Linked DNA regions of Mus musculus: region 1 is linked to region 2. A link is a loop called in an ENCODE intact Hi-C map of the cell type or tissue named here. Cell type or tissue: left cerebral cortex. All regions are shown on one strand. Each heading gives the region's core, and the rest is flanking DNA. Links, peaks and the distances in the headings are about the cores only. Region 1 holds the start of Gm53059 (predicted gene, 53059). Region 2 has its middle 44 kb from the start of Rlim.

Region 1 (8,335 bases), core at 219-8,218, 240 kb after region 2:
CTCTTCTCCGATTTCTTCCCCTCTATTCCTTTTTATTAGTGTCATGACACATAGGTGCTTGGAGAAAGGAAAGACCCAGAGCTTGGGCCAATCCACTTCATTCTGACCCAGACCATCCCTAATATTAGCATTAATACTGCTCATCTCAGGTTGAGCTACATCTCACTTTCTGGGCTCAAACTGATATGGACTGGAAGAGCAGGCTATCGCATAGGGATGGGAATCTTCAACACTACAGAGTTCCATGTACCAGTCACTGATTTTGACAGATTAACCAAGAGGCCTTCCCAGTTTCCCATCCTTCCCACCTGTCAAATGTGAAGAAACTCTTCTCATCTCATGAAACACAGGAGGAAAGATGTCAGTGCACTGGCATTAGAGGAGATGCTACGGTTAACGGTTTGGGGAAGGACCAACTCCTCCGTCTCTCATTTTTCATAAGAGGTCAATATTTCCACCTGGGCCAGGCCAAGAAATGAACTGCTTTAAGGAAAAAAAAAAAAAAAACCTCATTCTGTACCTGGATCTCCAAATGACATAGGCAACAACTGCACGTAGGGGTTGGATAATTTCTTTTCAGAAGGGGAAGCCACCCTAGCCTTTACCACCCACCCAGTCTGTCCCCCATTCTAGGCATCCTGGACCACTCTGCTGAGTGGGCATTATAGGTGCCAGAAAAAGTAGGCTCTGGACCACCATCATCCCTTTGAAGTTGGTGCCAGATATTTTCCTACATCCAGGCTCTGGGCAACAGTCTTACTGAAGCACATTCCAAGTGCCCCTGGCCAGAGGCAAAGGGCACTGCCAGCCTCGTCCAGTTGTACGGCTCACCTCATTAGGGACTCAGCCTCTCTCCTCCCTGTTTCTCTCTCTCTGTCTTTGTTTATTGTGTTCCTGTACCAACCTTTTATCATCTTTTTGCCAGGCATCCTGGCTGTTACTTGGACCCAACAATAACTTGCCACCCCAAGCTAGGGTCATCCCAAGGCCAGGAAGATGAGGTTGCTCTGAGGGGCTCCAAAGAATACAATGGTCCCCACACATGAGTTTTTCCGTTACTAACAGGCAGCTGGGGCATAGTTGGCCTCTGATGTTTCATTCAAGGCCAAAGTCCTGAGCCCCCCTCTGCTGGTCCCAATCCAGCTCTTATCAACTCCCCAAAGGAAAACCCATTGGTTCTTGGCTCTGAGGACAGGAAGGGGTGGAGTCACTGTCCTGTCAACTCAAGCATCTATGGAACAGGAGAAGCTGGGCCCCAGGAGCCCTGCGACTCCCAGGAGAGGCCATTGAAAATACTGAAGCAACAATGCTTCCACTTCCATTTCTCCTTACCCCACCCCCTCCAGGCCACTTAGGGGGTAGGGGGCAGAATAAGTGTGCAGGGCCTCCTTTGTTGCTCATGGCTGGACAGCTCTAAAGAGTCAGGCTGCCACTCACTTCTCTCCAGATGATGGAAAGACATTCACAGGTCCCAGATCTGCCCATTCAGGTGTCACCTAACATTGGCAGGGTGTCAATTTACTTTTTTATTTTTCACAAATGCGTGTGTGCACGTGTGGGCTTGTGTGCTTTCCGAGAGAATGTTGTTTGGCCAAAGCAGCACAGTATTAATATTTAGAGTAGGAAGCAGCCTCTTAGGTACCACAGTTAAAAACTAAGAGAACGAACAAAATTTCAGAGCTTGAGACCTGGGACATTTAAATCCTCAAGGGGTTTGGAACAAAATAAACAGATCTAAATGTCTGGTTTGAGTGTGTACATTGTCTACAAGGGCGTAATAGTTTTAACCTGATCAACAGCAGGAAATTTAGCTTCCCAGGTGAAGTTTCATTCCAAACAGTATTTCTGCCTGGTTCTCTGTGCTCTGGGGAAGCTGACGGTGGAAGAGAGAAACTGAGGGAAAACTGTTTCAGATGGAAATTTTGTATGGTCCCCTTTAATGGGAAAAGTGGTTACTTCACAAGATGAGAACATCTTACTGGCTGAGTTAGAATGGAGGCCCTGTCAAGGCTAGGCTACCACCTCAAGAGAAAGGTGACACACTGCAAATTCACAAATACAATGGACCGCCATCTGTCCTCCTTTATTTTATTGCTGGGCTACTTAATGATGTTAGAATAGCTCAGTTACACAACCCCACAGGCACAGTCTGGAACAAAAGGGGATACATGAGAGAGACAAGACTGTCGAAGCCAAGAGCGACCCTAAAGTCACTTTTTATCTCGATCTGAAATGGGGAATCTCCATGAGGCTTAGGAAGGGGCTCTTACAGATCCACAGTTCATCAGTGACAAGGAAAGCTAAGGACTTGTCCACTTCATTCACTATGTAGCGTGTTCATTTCCAAAGGAGTATCAGCGGGAAAACTAAAAGTTGAGCAAATTTTCACTTTCAGCACACTCCTTCTCCACCATTATCCTCCCTCCTAAGCAGCTCGGAACCCTGGTACCCTCCCTCCCGGCCACTCTAGACCTTTCTGACGCCTTGGCCTTAGAAACCTGACTCCACCAAGTGTTCTTCCACTCCCAACCACCCAAAAGGTACAAATAAAATGCAGCTCCCTCTGTCCCTGGACTAGACAGAGAAGGAACAAAGACAAAGAACTGGTTTCCTTTGAGAAAGGATGCTTTACCACCCAGCTCTTGACTATTCTTGTTTCTCCTTGCTCAGTGCAGACACCCTTGGGTTGCTGGCCTCCTCGCCTCCTCCCACTAAGGCTAATTACTCTGTCTCAATGCCAGACCCCAAGCTCTCTCACCCAAGATCCTCTGCCCGTTCTGTGCCTCCTCCAGACCCCCGCCCCGCCCCTCCTCCCGCCCCCAGGGCTCAGTCTGTGTTTGATCACTAAGAATCATTAGATTTCAAAGCTGTAGAATCCCATAATTTTTTTATGAGCATATGCTCTTCCCCCGGGGCCTTTTCATGTCTGAAAAGGCAACGAGCAGCTCCCTACGACTTCTCCACAGAAACAGAGCAGGCCAGCTGACAGGGATTACAATTTCCAGTGTCTGACAGCTGGTACCAGAAGAGAGTGGGCGCTGCTCAAAACAAGAAGCTTAAAGCAAGTTGTGAAATTCTGATAAGCTAAAACAGCAGTAGTAAAGAGCTCAGGAGAAAAAAAAAAAAAAAGAACGGGGGGAGGGGGGCGGACGGGGGGGGGGGGCGGAGAAGGGTTGAATACCTTCTTCCCTTCTAAGGGGTGAGGAAGTTGTGCTTCAAAATGGCTTTAGATGCTTGCCTTTCAGCTCTCTCTAGCGGTCACCAGACACACGGCTTCATGGCTGGATTTTCTGGTCATATCAGTGTCAGCAGTGTTGCAGTGTTTCCTAGAGACCTGCTGTGTGTCTGGCACGCTGCAGAGCCAGAGAACTTAAGGCATGAAAGGAATAGAATGAGACACAATGATTAAGACACAGAAGGAATTTGTTCTATCATCTTTGCAAAGGAGGACATCTTTCCTTCTCAGAGTCGGTGTGGCCTGTTACATACCAATACTGGCGCCAAAATTTAGTCCTCTCCGGGACAGGAAAGGGCCCACCACGCCCCCACCCAGACCGAGGCGCCCCACGCCCTCCCTCTCCACTCCCTGCTTCAGACCTCCGGGGCCAATCGCCCGGAAGAACTACCCGCGCCTCAGCGTCGGTTTCCTGCTGAGTCCCAGTCGGATAAAATTAGCCCATTGCTCTCCTCTGACAAGTGTTGGAGCCACAGTAAAGCGGGGGAGGGGCGGAGCCGAGCCGGATGCTCACCGCCAGGCTCCCTCCCCGCTGCCCATCCGCACCACCTGTCGCGTGCGCTCGAGGGCCGCAGCCTCCCGACTGCCCAACTGACCCGCGGGGCGACCCTCGCCCTGCTCTCCTTCCCCACCACACCCACCCCGTGCGTTCCCTCAGTGGCCAGTAGCACAGAGCCAGGGCTGCACGTTGCTCTGTGACATCGCCCCTGAGCCCTGCACCCTGGGACCATCTAGTTGTGCAGGCAGCGCAGGGGACGCGGCTAGGGCTGCGTCCTAGTCTCGGGCAAAACGGGAGGCGGGACATTGACTCCGGCTGCTCGGCAGACCTGGGTCCTCTCCCCAGTCCTGGAGAGATGACAAGCCTTGAGTCGTACCAGGGAGGGGCATCTACTCTCCAGCTCCTCCTGGGGGAAGAGAGTCCAGGAGCAGCCCCACACCTCAGCCCTGTGGGCACACAGCAGCTGCCACAGGTCCCAGCTCCGCTCCTCCAAGGTGATCCGCCTCCTCCACCCTGCCCACCACCGCCCCTGCCATCTCCACTAATATTTGCGGTGACCACGGTGCCCCACACCCTGTATCTCCAGCCCTCGTTGTGATCCTGGATGGGTCTTCGGAGAACCCCTTCCAACGCGTCTGCTCCGGTCACCACGCAGGGTGCTAAATGGACACTGCAAGCAAAGGGCCTGAATATGAGTCTCGGCTGAAAGTTCCAAGTCTCCTGCCAGGGACAGCCATCGTCCTCCATGCATTCCTCACCTTACCTGCAATTCAGGCAGGCCCCATGCCCTCTCCATCCAGGTCTGCCCGGCGGCCTGCTTCTGCTAAGACTGGAAGACCTAGCCTTCAGTCACTCCACTGCAGCCTCAACTGTCCCAGAGGGCGTGGGGCGCCTCGGTCTGGGTGGGGGCGTGGTGGGCCCTTTCCTGTCCCGATAGTTGGATAGTTGGAGCATTTCCACAACTCAGGACAGATCCTTCCTAAATTCCCTCAGAAAGTGAGCAACAGCCAGCTGCTCTGAAGTCCCTGAGAGTAAACAGAACTTGCCTGGCTGGGGACCCCTCTTCCAAAGGTAGTACTGAGCCTTGGCAAGTGGGGAGTCACATGTTGCCCTGAAGATAGGCCCTTTTCCCTCTTCTCCTCACTACACATTCCTCCACTAAATCACCACTGACCTGCTCCCTTCAGCCTAGCAGAAGTGACTCCTCAGACACCCCCAACTGCCCCACACTTACCAGGTGTGGGCTCTCCGGAAAGTCCAACTTTTCAGCTTGCTTCTGTCTTGGGCAAAGTCAGTGCTGCCTCCCAGACTGTTCAGCCAGATGTCGGCTGCTTTGTTAGTGCTCAGGCAAGTGCTCCCTTTTTCCTTAGTAACCAAACATGGATCCCTCCTCCCTGTGTGGACAGAGGTTCCCTTTCATGGGAACTAAAGCTCCTTCACCCGTAGACAGGCATTCACAGTTCACACAGTCCTCCCACATCACACTGGATCCTCCACCTATCCTGGGAGACAGCAGCTCTTAGGCCCAATTTACAGGTGGAAAAGCTGAGGCCCAGAATGGGTAGTGAATGTCAGTCAGGTCCTGGACATCCTCTCCTAAGTTCTTGCACCCTATCTCACAGAACATAAGCAAATCCCCTGACTTCCCAGAAAGCCTACGTCCTGCTTCTTGAGTCAGCACCTGCTTCGGCCCTGCCTTCTCAATGCCCCTGAGAAGGCTCTGGACCAGTTCAGTACCCTGGCAAAACTATGGAAGCATGGAGAGTAATAAGAGCTAAGCTAGATTCTGTGTCTTGTATGGCTTGGTATTGACTACCTCATAGGCAACTCACGAATGAAACACTGACAGACGCTGAAGACATAACAGATACACATACAGAAAAGCTGGAATGGGGTGGGCTTTGCTCACTCTAATGGGGAGGAGACACCCATGAACTACTGGGAAATTCAGCCAGTTAACTATGTTCAGCACAAGGAGAAGATTAGTACAGTGAGTACAGGCAGTGGGCTGAGGGGAGCTCTGCAGTCAGGCTATCTACGGAGGATGTGTCTTTCAAATATGCTCATTTTATTCGCATAAACATTCCTTACAATACCATGCTAATAGAAATGTTAGACAGACAGACATCTCACCAGGCAGGGACCAGTTAGTGGGTCAGAAAATGCTGCTGCAGTGTTCCACTGGGGAGTCTTCAGAAGCACTGCAGGCTCAATTCATGACTGCAGTTACGTCCTTCAGCTGTGACAGGCCCAGAGAGATGGCACTGGTGGCGGTCCAGAAGATTCCTTGCAAGTGTCAGCCAGCAGCAGGCGTGTGTGAGCTCAACATGGTGCAAAAAGTTCAAAAGTCACTGAAGCCAGGGCCACACCAGAATTCAGTCTCAAAGTCCTCTTGCTGATGGGTATCAATGCAGAGGCTAGAGAAGCACTGAAGAAAAGCGGTGCTGTCCTAAAGGCCAGATCCAAAGATCCAATTTTTATCGTATTTCATTGAGCAACAGCTTTGCTGTATTGGGGCTCACAGCTTAGGGCTGATACACTAACATATTAATGGCACCCTGAGGTTAGTTCATTAGCACAATCAGTGCCTATTTTGAACTTGGTTGTATCTGAGCTGCCTTGTAACCATCAGAACTTGCCTTAAATGGGAGAGATTAGCCCCTCTCTAAGCTCCCTGGTGACAACTTTCTATGTTACAGGAAGTGCATTATTAGTCTAAGTCACACAAAATGGTTTTACTCGTGTTCACAACAGTTACATGTCTAGGTGGGAGGTAAGGATACAGCCTCTGGCTATAAACATATGGAAGAAGGAAGCTGTGATACATACTTTCTGTACATTGGTTATATTACTCAGGGTTCTCTAGAAAAACAAAACTGAGAGAATTCAGCATCCAAAAGCAGACATGGTGCTGAAGAAGTAGCTGAGAGTTCTACATCCAGATCCACAGGCAAAAGGAAGAGAGACACTGGGATTGGCTCAAGGTTTTGAAACCCAGAAACCCACCCCAATAAGGCCACGCCTACTCCAACTAGGCCACACCTCCTAAACCTTCTCAAGTAATGTAACTCCCTAATGACCAAGCATCCAAATGTATGAGTCTATAGAGGCCATTCTTATTCCAACCACCACTCTGTCTTCCAGGCTCTTTTCAAACTGAAGATTAACACTCCAAAAACAGCTTCTTGTGCTTTGCTGCCTCAATTCTCATTCCTCAGATCATCATCACTGCAAACTAATTTCCAGGACCTTCCTTGGCTCAAGGATCACCATAAGGCCTTTTGTCTAGGCTTGTTATTGGAGCAAAGCAAAGAAGCTCATGTGGTATCATCTTGAATAAAAATGTTCCCTATAGGCTCATATATGTGAATGCTTCGTCATCAGGAAGTGGCACTATTTGAGAAGGATTAGATAGATTAGGAGGTGTGGCCTTGTTGGAGGAAGTGTGTCGCTGTTGGATGGGTGTTGAGATTTCAAAAGCACATGATTCTCTTTTTCCTCTTACAGATCAGGTTGTAAGTCTCAGCTACTGCTCCAGTGCCTACCTGTATGCCAACTTGCTCCCTGCCATGATCATAATGGGCTAAGTCTCTGAAACTATAAGCAAGCCCCCAATTAAATGTTTTTCTTTATGAGTTGTCTTATGAGTCATAGTGTCTCTTTAAAGCAATACATCACTGGCTAGTATAGCTCATTTTCTTTTTCTCTACTCTATTTTGTTTTCTATTTTCTATTTTCTTTTTTGAAAAAAGAATTATTTTCTTATTTTATTTATATGAGTACACTGTAGCTGTCTTCAGACACAGCAGACAAGAGCATCAGATCCCATTACAGATGGTTGTGAGCCACCATGTGGTTGCCAGGAATTGAACTCAGGACCTCTGAAAGAGCAGTTGGTGCTCTTAACCACTGAACCCTCTCTCTAGACCTCTCTTTTCTATTTTCAAGAACAAGGTTTCTCTGTGTAGCCCTGGCCATTCTGGAACTTGCTTTGTAGACCAGGCTGTCCTCAAACTCAGAGATCTGCCCACCTCTATCTCCCCAGTACTAAGATCAAAGCTTGTGCCTTCACACCTGCTTTAAGAAGCTTATTTTCAAAAGAATTACTATTATATATTTTCCACCTGGTAGCATGCATTCCTTAAGTCTCCTATCCTCCCACATCTTCCTTAATGCTAGAATTTATATTTCCCATACAAACTCAGATGCACCCAGAAGGGTAACCCAACTCCATAGGGAATTTTTGTGAGTTTATAGTTGGGGGCCCATCTACACAGAGATTATCACAACCTCTACCCATCCATGAAACCTTTCTACTCCCTAACCAGAGCACATAGGGTTGATTTGTATTCTCTAGGCTTCTATCATTTCTCTCACTTGTTCACAGATTTATGAGACCAGAAATATGGGAGAAAAATATAAAGTAGCCCACTCTTAGACTCTGAGTAGGTGTACGAGAAATGTCCCTAAAAGAGAACTTCAGCTGGGCGGTGGTGGCACATGCCTTTAATCCCAGCACTTGGGAGTCAAAGACAGGTGAATTTCTGAGTTTGAAGCCAGCCTGGTCTACAGAGTGTATTCCAGGACAGCCAGGGCTATAC
Region 2 (8,335 bases), core at 149-8,148:
TAGGTAATTATATTATAATCTCAAAAAATTATAAAAACGTAGTATGCCCTGTTAAATCTCTTGACTTTCCTCAAAGCCAGCATAACAAATCAAGATTCTGAATGTTCTGTTTTGTGTATTTTTGTATGTAAAAATTAATAAAAGCCTTGATTATAATTTTAAAATTTAAAAGCTTCCCCCAAATTTAAAATCATTCTTGAGAGGTATGTTTCAATTGTAGCCATTGTGATATTGGAGGTGGGTTTTTTTCCTGTTTGTTAGTCATAGTTTGTGTTTCAGTAATTACAACTTCGTTTGTCTTTTTTCTGTTGTGCAGACCCCACCAAAGATGGTCAGTTCAACCCAGTTTATAACCAACTGACACTATTCCAGATGGCTGGGGTCACACCCAAGTATCTGGAGAGCCAGGTGTGGCCCTGAGTGTCCAGAGCACATGACTCTTAAGGCAAAAATCAAGTCAGGATATCTCTCCCACGGCAGCTGCAGTGGGCTTCCCAGAAGCAAGCAATTTAACAGAAGCTAAGGTAATCGTTTAGCTGGAGGGGTTTCTGCACAAACAGGTTGAGATACGTAGCTAAGATATCTTGACCTTTGGTTTCTAGAAGAGAGTTTGGGAATTTTCCATGGGGTTCTTTAGGAGATAAAATCCTAGTTAAACCTGAATTGACGTCAGCAATGGCAAATGGTGGAGGACCTCTGCACTGTCTTGCACGTCACATTTCTACAGGCTCTTGGCTATACTTTTTTCTCTCTTTTGTTCAATCTGTTGCTTCCTGTATTTTGCTTAGGTTTGGTCTTCTACATATGAATTATTTTAGCCTCTTTAGATCACGGAAAGTTTTTCTTTTTTCCATTATGGCAGGTACTTTTGTTTGGTACAGTAGTTTAGGTTGATAGTCATGGCGTCCTACATATTCTGTACGTTCTCTTACTGTGCTTTAATTTTTTTTTATTCTCTGGAAAAAAATTTATGATTCTTCTTTTAAATTCTGTGTCCTGGAGTTCATCTTGTTATTTTTTACTAAAGAACTTTTCTATAGGACTAGGCGAAATGGTTCAAGACATTCTGTCTTGTACATTCATATTTTTTTGTGTGTTTGCAATGTGACCTGGCCATATAGATTTCTTTCTTTGGTTACGTGCCTGATGTGAGATTATACCCATGATGCCTTAGATTCGACCAGTGCAGGAGTTCATGACAGGGGTTAGACCAGATAAAACTAGTGCGTAGGTTGCTTGATTGGATCTACAGCAGGCGCAGCTGCTGTGTAAGCCTTTGGGACTGTAAAGGCCTGTGGGTGCGGAAGTTGCAGTAGGGTAGAGAGAAGGGAGAGAAACGGGAGTAGGGAAAAGGGACCATCAGGCAGAGCCAGTTTGTAGGTCATGGGTCTGCAGTTAGGCCTGTGAGTGTGAGAATGGTGGGGCTATAGTCAGACTATTTACCAGCTCTTGTGCACACATGGGCACTGATTGAGGCCATTCTCTGCCTTTTGAAAGACTGAGAAAATAAGCTGCAGAAACCTTGGTTGTCTTCCTCCATCTTCCCCTCATGTTATTTTCAGTTCGTGCTAATGGTATCTTTGATTTTTCAGTGCTTTAAAAGTAATTATCTACACCAGCCAAGGAGTATACATGGAGGGATTCATGACTCCAGATACATACATAGCAGAGGATGGCCTTATCTAACAGAAACAGGAGGGAGGCCCTTGGTCCTGTGGAGGTTTGATGCCCCAACGTAGGGAGATGCTGGAGCGGTGGGGCAATAGAGTGTGGGTGGATGGGTGAGCACCTTCATGGAGGCAAAGGGGAGGGTGGAGGATGGATGTGGGATGGGGGGGGGTTGTGGAAGGGTAACTGGGAAGGGGAATATCATTTGATATGTAAATGAATGGAATAATTAATTTTAAAAACGTTGGGCTGTAGAGATGGCTCAGTGGTTAAGAGCACTGGCTTTTTGCTCTTCCAGAGGTCCTGAGTTCAATTCCCAGCAACCACATGGTGTCTCACAACCATCTGTAATGGGATCTGATGCCCTCTTTTGGTGTGTCTGAAGACAGTGACAGTGTACTCACATATATGAAATAAAATTAAAATTAAAATTAAAAAGTAATTGTCTAGCATACATTATCCATTTGCCTAGTTTAGGCTCTAATGCCCGATAAAATAATGCCAGTTTTAGACCCAGATCATGGGATCATGTTTTATGGCAGCATACCATTGTAATTCTAGCACTTGGAAGTTGAAGGAGGAGGATTGCAAATTTAGGGCAGTCTAAGGCTACATAGTAAAGACTCCCTCTTAATAAATCAACAGAAACATGTAAGTTTTGATCCTGGAAACCTGAGTGATGGGATTCCCAGCTGACGCCTTTGGAGATGACTTGAATATCTACCCACAAGAGTTCTATAGAGAACATTCTATGATGTAAAGCAGATACTCTTTCCATTCACCACCTCAAGACAGAGTCATCTTACTACTATTGAAGGAGAACTTCCTGAGTGGCCTTGATTGAGAAAGGGAGCCAGAGAGATGGGGCTTGGTTGGTAAATGAGCCATGTCCTGAAATGTATCACATACTTGTGTGTTAGCTATTGGGTCTTTTCGCAGCCATTTAAAAAACACTCATAATAATATGGAGGCAATTGAATATTTGTACTCTATCAGTAAAATAAAATTAAAGGTTAAGCAACATGTCTCCCTGAAATTATTGATCTTGAAAAAAACATTTGAGATCTAAGCATGGTGGTATGCACCTATAATCTCGGCATTTGAAACACTGGAGTCAAGAGGATCAAGAAGGGTTCAAGGTCATCTTTGGTTATATAATCAACTTCATGAGACTTTGTCTCAAAAACAAACAAATATTTGGAATGTAAGTTCCCAGAACTGTCACTGGTGCAGAGAGTAATATGGTGAAAAACAAAACAAACAAAACAACCAAACAGAGGCCTTTGCCTTCAATATAAGGCATTTCTACTGCAGCAAGTGAGATAATACAATTGTAAGTACAAACTCAGACAGTGAGGTAAGGAAAATAAAATGTGATATTATTGTGACTGAAATGGGTCCTTTTTTGAACTGACATAAGTTGATATCTAACCGAATCCAAGGAGACAAGACATCTATGCCTCTGGGAATGAGCTTGACTCTCTAATTGGAAGGAAGAAAGGGGAGTGGACTGAAGAGGAAAATCAATAAAATCTAAAGGGGGGGTGGCAGTTTGTGAGGTTTCACAGGTCAGGGAGAAGAGGTAAGAGTTTATTCTGGGGCTGGTGAGATGGCTCAGTAGGTAAGAGCACTGACTGCTCTTCCAAAGGTCCTGGGGTCAAATCCCAGCAACCACATGGTGGCTCACAACCATCTGTAATGAGATCTGACGCCCTCTTCTGGTGTGTCTGAAGACAGCTACAGTGTACTTATGTATAATAATAAATAATCTTTGGGCCGGAGGGAGCAGGAACTGAGTGAGCGGAGGTCCTAAAATTCAATTGCTAACAACCACATGAAGGTTCACAACCACCTGTACAGCTACAGTGTACTCATATACATAAAATAAATAAATAACTCTTTTAAAAAAGTTTAAAAACAGAGTTTATTCTGAAACGAGGTGTTTGGAGTGCCTTAAACATGAATGGGACTAGAGTGCTCCAACTTCAGGAACTGCTGAATAGCAAATTGGGGTTAGAAGACATATCTGACACAAACGCCGCCGAATGACACTATGGAAAAAGCACTGCCCCTCCCTTAGCTATCCTTTTCTATGTCCAGGTGGAAGCGTCCAGAGGATGGCTGCAGGGCTGCTGGATTAAGACCTAGTGCCCTAGGCTTTTGATTTCTCTTCCCAGGGTTCTTTGCTTTCCTAAGGAAGTTGGTTCATGTGATTCGTGTGCACAACAGCACGGTTATTTGTTCTTTTAGTGTAATATGATTCGGGTGATCTTTTCCTGTCAGCACTGAGGACATTCTCAGATCAAGGAATCTATTATCACAATAAAAAATTAAACAAGCTTCTCACTAGCAGGAAATTCTTACTCTGGCTTTTATTTACTGTACCTCTAGGGGGCAGGCTTGCCTAGCTAAGAAACCAAAAGAGCTGGGTAGTCTCTTTTTGCCTATTCCTCTATTATTTATTGAGAATAACTAGAGCAAAAGAATTTTTTGTGCAATTATATATATATCTTTTATAGAATCAGTGTCTTCTTAAATTTATAACTGCAGTTTTTGAAATGATTTTCAGATAATTTAGATTTTCTATACTATAGAATAGAAACTATACAGTATTGCATTTAATATTAACAAGTACATTTCAGACAGTGTCACTAGTTGTATAAAACCTTTAAGAGGGATTCATTTTAGGATTCAACATTTAATTTAAATTCCTTATATTTTCAAAACAGAGTTCCTCTGTGTAGCTCTTCCTGTCCTGGAACTCATTCTGTAGACCAAGCTAGCCTCAAACTCAGAGATCCTTGCCTATATATCCAGAGAGTGCTGGGATTAAAGACGTACATCATTTTTCCTGGCATGAAGTACAATTTAAAGAAGTAGGTAATATACTCCTAAGACAGACTCCTCCTAGATCCACCCCTACCTCCCTTTATGTTCCCTACCTATTCACCTTCATGTTCTCTCTCCTAAAAACCCTGGAGTCATGTTCATTTTGGCCAACTACTGTTGGGTGTAGAGGCTGCCATGAAGTATAGTTGAACTACTGGAAGTCCCAGCATTAAATAAAGCAGATTCTCTCCCCAGCAGTTATCAAATACCAATAGTTTTTCATCTACGAGTAAGACTTCAGGCCAACTCCCCCCTCCATCTCTAAGCTAGGATATTTTTCTGGCTTGAACTTCTGTATACTATCACAATCTCTGTGGGTTAATACATATATCTGCTTTGTTCTGTCCAGCCCCCCCCCAAAGTCATCTACCACATTTGGTTCTTACCATCTTTGCATCCTTCCTCTTCAATGATCCCTGAGCCTCAAGGGGATAGGTGTAATGTAGAAATCCTATTTAATGAGCACTTGTAAGTCTTTTATTCTCTGCATGTCGACCGGTTGTGGGTTTCTGTGTTTATTGCTATCTGCTACAAGAAGAGGCTTATTGATGGGAGATGAGAGATCCTCTGATCCATTAGAAGCCATTTTCATGCTATGCTCACTTACCAGAATAATACTAGTAAGTTTCCCCTTAGGACTCATTTTTTAATTTTTAAAACTTTTAAAAACATTTTAAACATTTTATTTATTTTATGTATATGAGTAGACTGTAGCTGTCTTCAGACACACCGGAAGAGGGCACAGATCTCATTGCAGATGGTTGTGAACTACCATGTGGTTGCTGGAAATTGAACTCAGGAACTCAGGAAGAAGAGTCAGTGCTCTTAACCACTGAGCCATCTCTCCAGCTCCCCTTAGGACTCTTGACCTATATAAATACATGTTCTTAGCCTCATCAACAGTTAGGTATGGGATCTCTCTCATGTAGCAGGTATTAAATTTACTCAGAAAGTAGTTGGATACCTCTATAGCATTCTTGTTAGTATTTCTTCAGTGGGCATAGCTTGCCAAAAAGGTTATTATTGTAGCTCTCAGATGTATAAGTTGAGGAGATGGCCACTCCAAGGTATGGTTGAGGGAATGTTTTTATTGTAGATATGAGGAAGAGTACAGCCAGGGGACATCTGGAGGAGTCTAGAGCAGAGAGATAAAGTAGACTGAACAGGGCCAGCAAACTGGACATGGACATGGTTATCCACGAGAGAGGGGAGAATAGCAGGGGGTGGATAATGGAGACAACATAGTGAGAAAAGCAGGAGCAGAGAAGAAAGATAAAAATAGCAAGAATAGCTGGGATATAAGGAGAATGAGTATCTGGCAGGAGAGAAGCCTATGAGCTGGAAGGAGTTTAGGGTATGCAGGAGATGAGAAGGGCTAGACTCTGAAATATGTAGCAGGTACTTGTGATGCTGCAGGAGCCTGGAGGCCAGCATGAGCCTTGATATGGTGATAGGTACCATTTGTCCCTTCTGCCAAAGGTAAGGGAAATTACTCCTTTTAGCAAATAAGAATCAGTTTCATGAGTTGTGAGGAATGTTGGCTTCTATATAACCACCAGAAATCCTCCTATAGTCTAGATTGAACCCATTTCTGGGTATTTGGGCTGTGGTTTGGAGTTTGGGGAAATGGAGTTTCCTTTGGACCTACCACTTAGTTTCAGGAGTTGTGTTGCAGATGTTTTCATTTGGCACTCCATTATCAGTTTTGTGTTGTTGTTGTTGTTGTTGTATTTTTACCAGTTGTGGTTTTCTACATTGGTCTTTGTCTGCTCCAAAGAGAGGCTTCATTGATGAGGAGTGAGAACTGCACTTTTCTGTGGGTATAAAGCTAAGTATTTAGAATATGGTTAGGAAGAATTGAGTTCATCCAGACAAGTGGCAGTAAGCTCTCTTCTAAGATCCATGACCACACTAGCCCCGGGCAGTGGTTAGGTTTCCACTACCAGGTACGATTTTCTTCCTGTTGAGTAGGTCTTTATACAATTATACAACTTCTGGTGGATGTCAAGATATGAGTGCCACTATTACATCCTTAGGAATGCTTTGCCATGCTGATCATTGTGGTTTGGTGGCACCACAGCTGTGTAGGAACCTTGATTGTGTCACCTTGGCAGCTCTCATAAAATCTTTTGGGACCACGAAAACTTGTCAGATACAGCTCAAATCTTCTGAGTCTTGCCTCTGCAAAACATGTCTTCAGCAAAAGGGACTTATCTTCAGCCTCTGTGAGGAAACCAAGGGCAACAAATCGCTGACAAATGGAGTATCCTCTACTCTGCATATCAGCTCCTGGGTTTTTATCTTTTTTTTTTATAATAAAGAAAGAGTTTCACAGTTGTATTTTTCTCCCTTGTGGCTAATTTAAGATTCCAGTTATTTAAGGAGCCAGAGATGAAAGCCTACATTATTTTGGGAGTCTCTTTGACTTCCTTGACCACAACTCAAAAAGGTTTCTCAGGCCTGGCACTTATTTTTTGTTAGTCTATGGCTTTTAGAAGGAGCATTGCTAACCATGGTGGTTATATTTTCATTTAAACTACGTATGTAAACACATACATATTTTACATATTATGTGTTGTAACTAAGGGCTTTTCACCCTAGTTCCTGAATAATAATTTGAGGGCTACTTATGTATGAATAAATGCCTAGGCCATAAGCTTTGGCTCATTCCTTAAGTAGCTCGAACTTATACATGTTTATTCTAGACTATGTCTGCCACTTGGTTAATTACCTCTTCTCAGTTTCATCTCTCTTTCTCCTCTGAATCAAGGGCAAAAACTCCCCTTATGTGACTCCTCCCAGTGTTCCAGCCTCTCCACTAGAACTCCCTTCTCTTATTTACTGCCTTTTGCCAATAGGTTATCAGCTTTTTACTGATGGGTAATGCTTTCATTCACATAGTACACAAGAGATTCTCTCTACAATATGTAATTTAGGTAAATATATGATTTCAATGACTTCACTCTGATATTCTCCTCCTCATTCCTCCCCCCCCCCAAACCCCCATGGTCCCGTTTTACTTTCCTGGCTTTGACAATTACTGTAGGCTATATACTCACATATGATGACTGTGAGTTACAAACTCCAATGTGAGTGGTTTTGTCTCTCAAAGTTTGGATTACATCACTCAATATGATCTTTTCTAGTTTTACCCATTTGCCTAAAATTTTATGACTTCATTGTTCTTTACAGCAGAAATAGTATTCCATAGTGTATATGTACCATAATTTTGTTGTCCATTTATCAGTTGAAGGACTTTTAGGTTGTTTCCATTTCCTAGCCATTGTAACTAACACAGAAATGAACATGGCTGAGCAAGTATCTATGTAGTAGGATGTTGAATGGATCAGAGGAAGCCTTGAGTGAATAGTCTTGAACAAATGTGTATTTTGACACAGTCACAGACTACTCATCTACAGAGCCCTCCTGTAGTGACTAGCTAACCATTTCCTCTTGTGCTGTACCAAGTTGTAAATTGTGAGGGTAATGTTAGCAGTTAGAGAACCCTGATGGATCCCAACTTCACTATATGTGTGTTTGTTTGTCTGTTCTTCTTCACTTTGTTACCATCTGTTGTCAGTTTTCTTTCTGGGTACCCAAGCCTTTTGGGCAAACTTCCTAATGCTGTAAAGTTTTAACATACTTCCTCATGTTGTGGTGACCCACCCCCAACCATAAAATCATTTTGTTGGTACTTAATAACTAATTTTGCTAGTGTTTTGAGTCATAATATAAATATCTGATATGCGGGATGGTCTTAGACAACCCCTGTGAACCA

The links. A loop is a pair of places that touch in the nucleus more often than their neighbours do. Peaks named below come from ENCODE experiments on the same cell type or tissue, not always from the same donor. Only the 100,000 strongest peaks of a DNase experiment are listed, where the experiment ranks them.
Region 1: a loop joins it to region 2, with 5 times the contacts of the local background. A loop is called at or near these places in 3 of 42 quality-filtered maps.

What each region holds. Positions count from the first base shown.
Region 1 is chrX:103,690,822-103,699,156 of GRCm38, reverse strand. It overlaps Slc16a2 (solute carrier family 16 (monocarboxylic acid transporters), member 2), which reads left to right. Exons shown (of 6, transcript NM_009197.2): 6 at 1-1,743. It overlaps Gm53059 (predicted gene, 53059), which reads right to left and starts at 4,605. Exons shown (of 3, transcript NR_168947.2): 1 at 4,498-4,605; 2 at 3,182-3,369. In left cerebral cortex, for the core only: a CTCF peak has its summit at 3,251; DNase peaks (open chromatin) are centred at 4,108, 5,159, 5,498, 6,150 and 4 more places; H3K4me3 peaks cover 1,125 bases; H3K27ac peaks cover 1,742 bases.
Region 2 is chrX:103,933,256-103,941,590 of GRCm38, reverse strand. No RefSeq gene overlaps it. Among named protein-coding and RNA genes, the nearest start is that of Rlim, 44 kb to the left of the region's middle. In left cerebral cortex, for the core only: a CTCF peak has its summit at 4,051 (motif pointing right); a DNase peak (open chromatin) is centred at 4,062.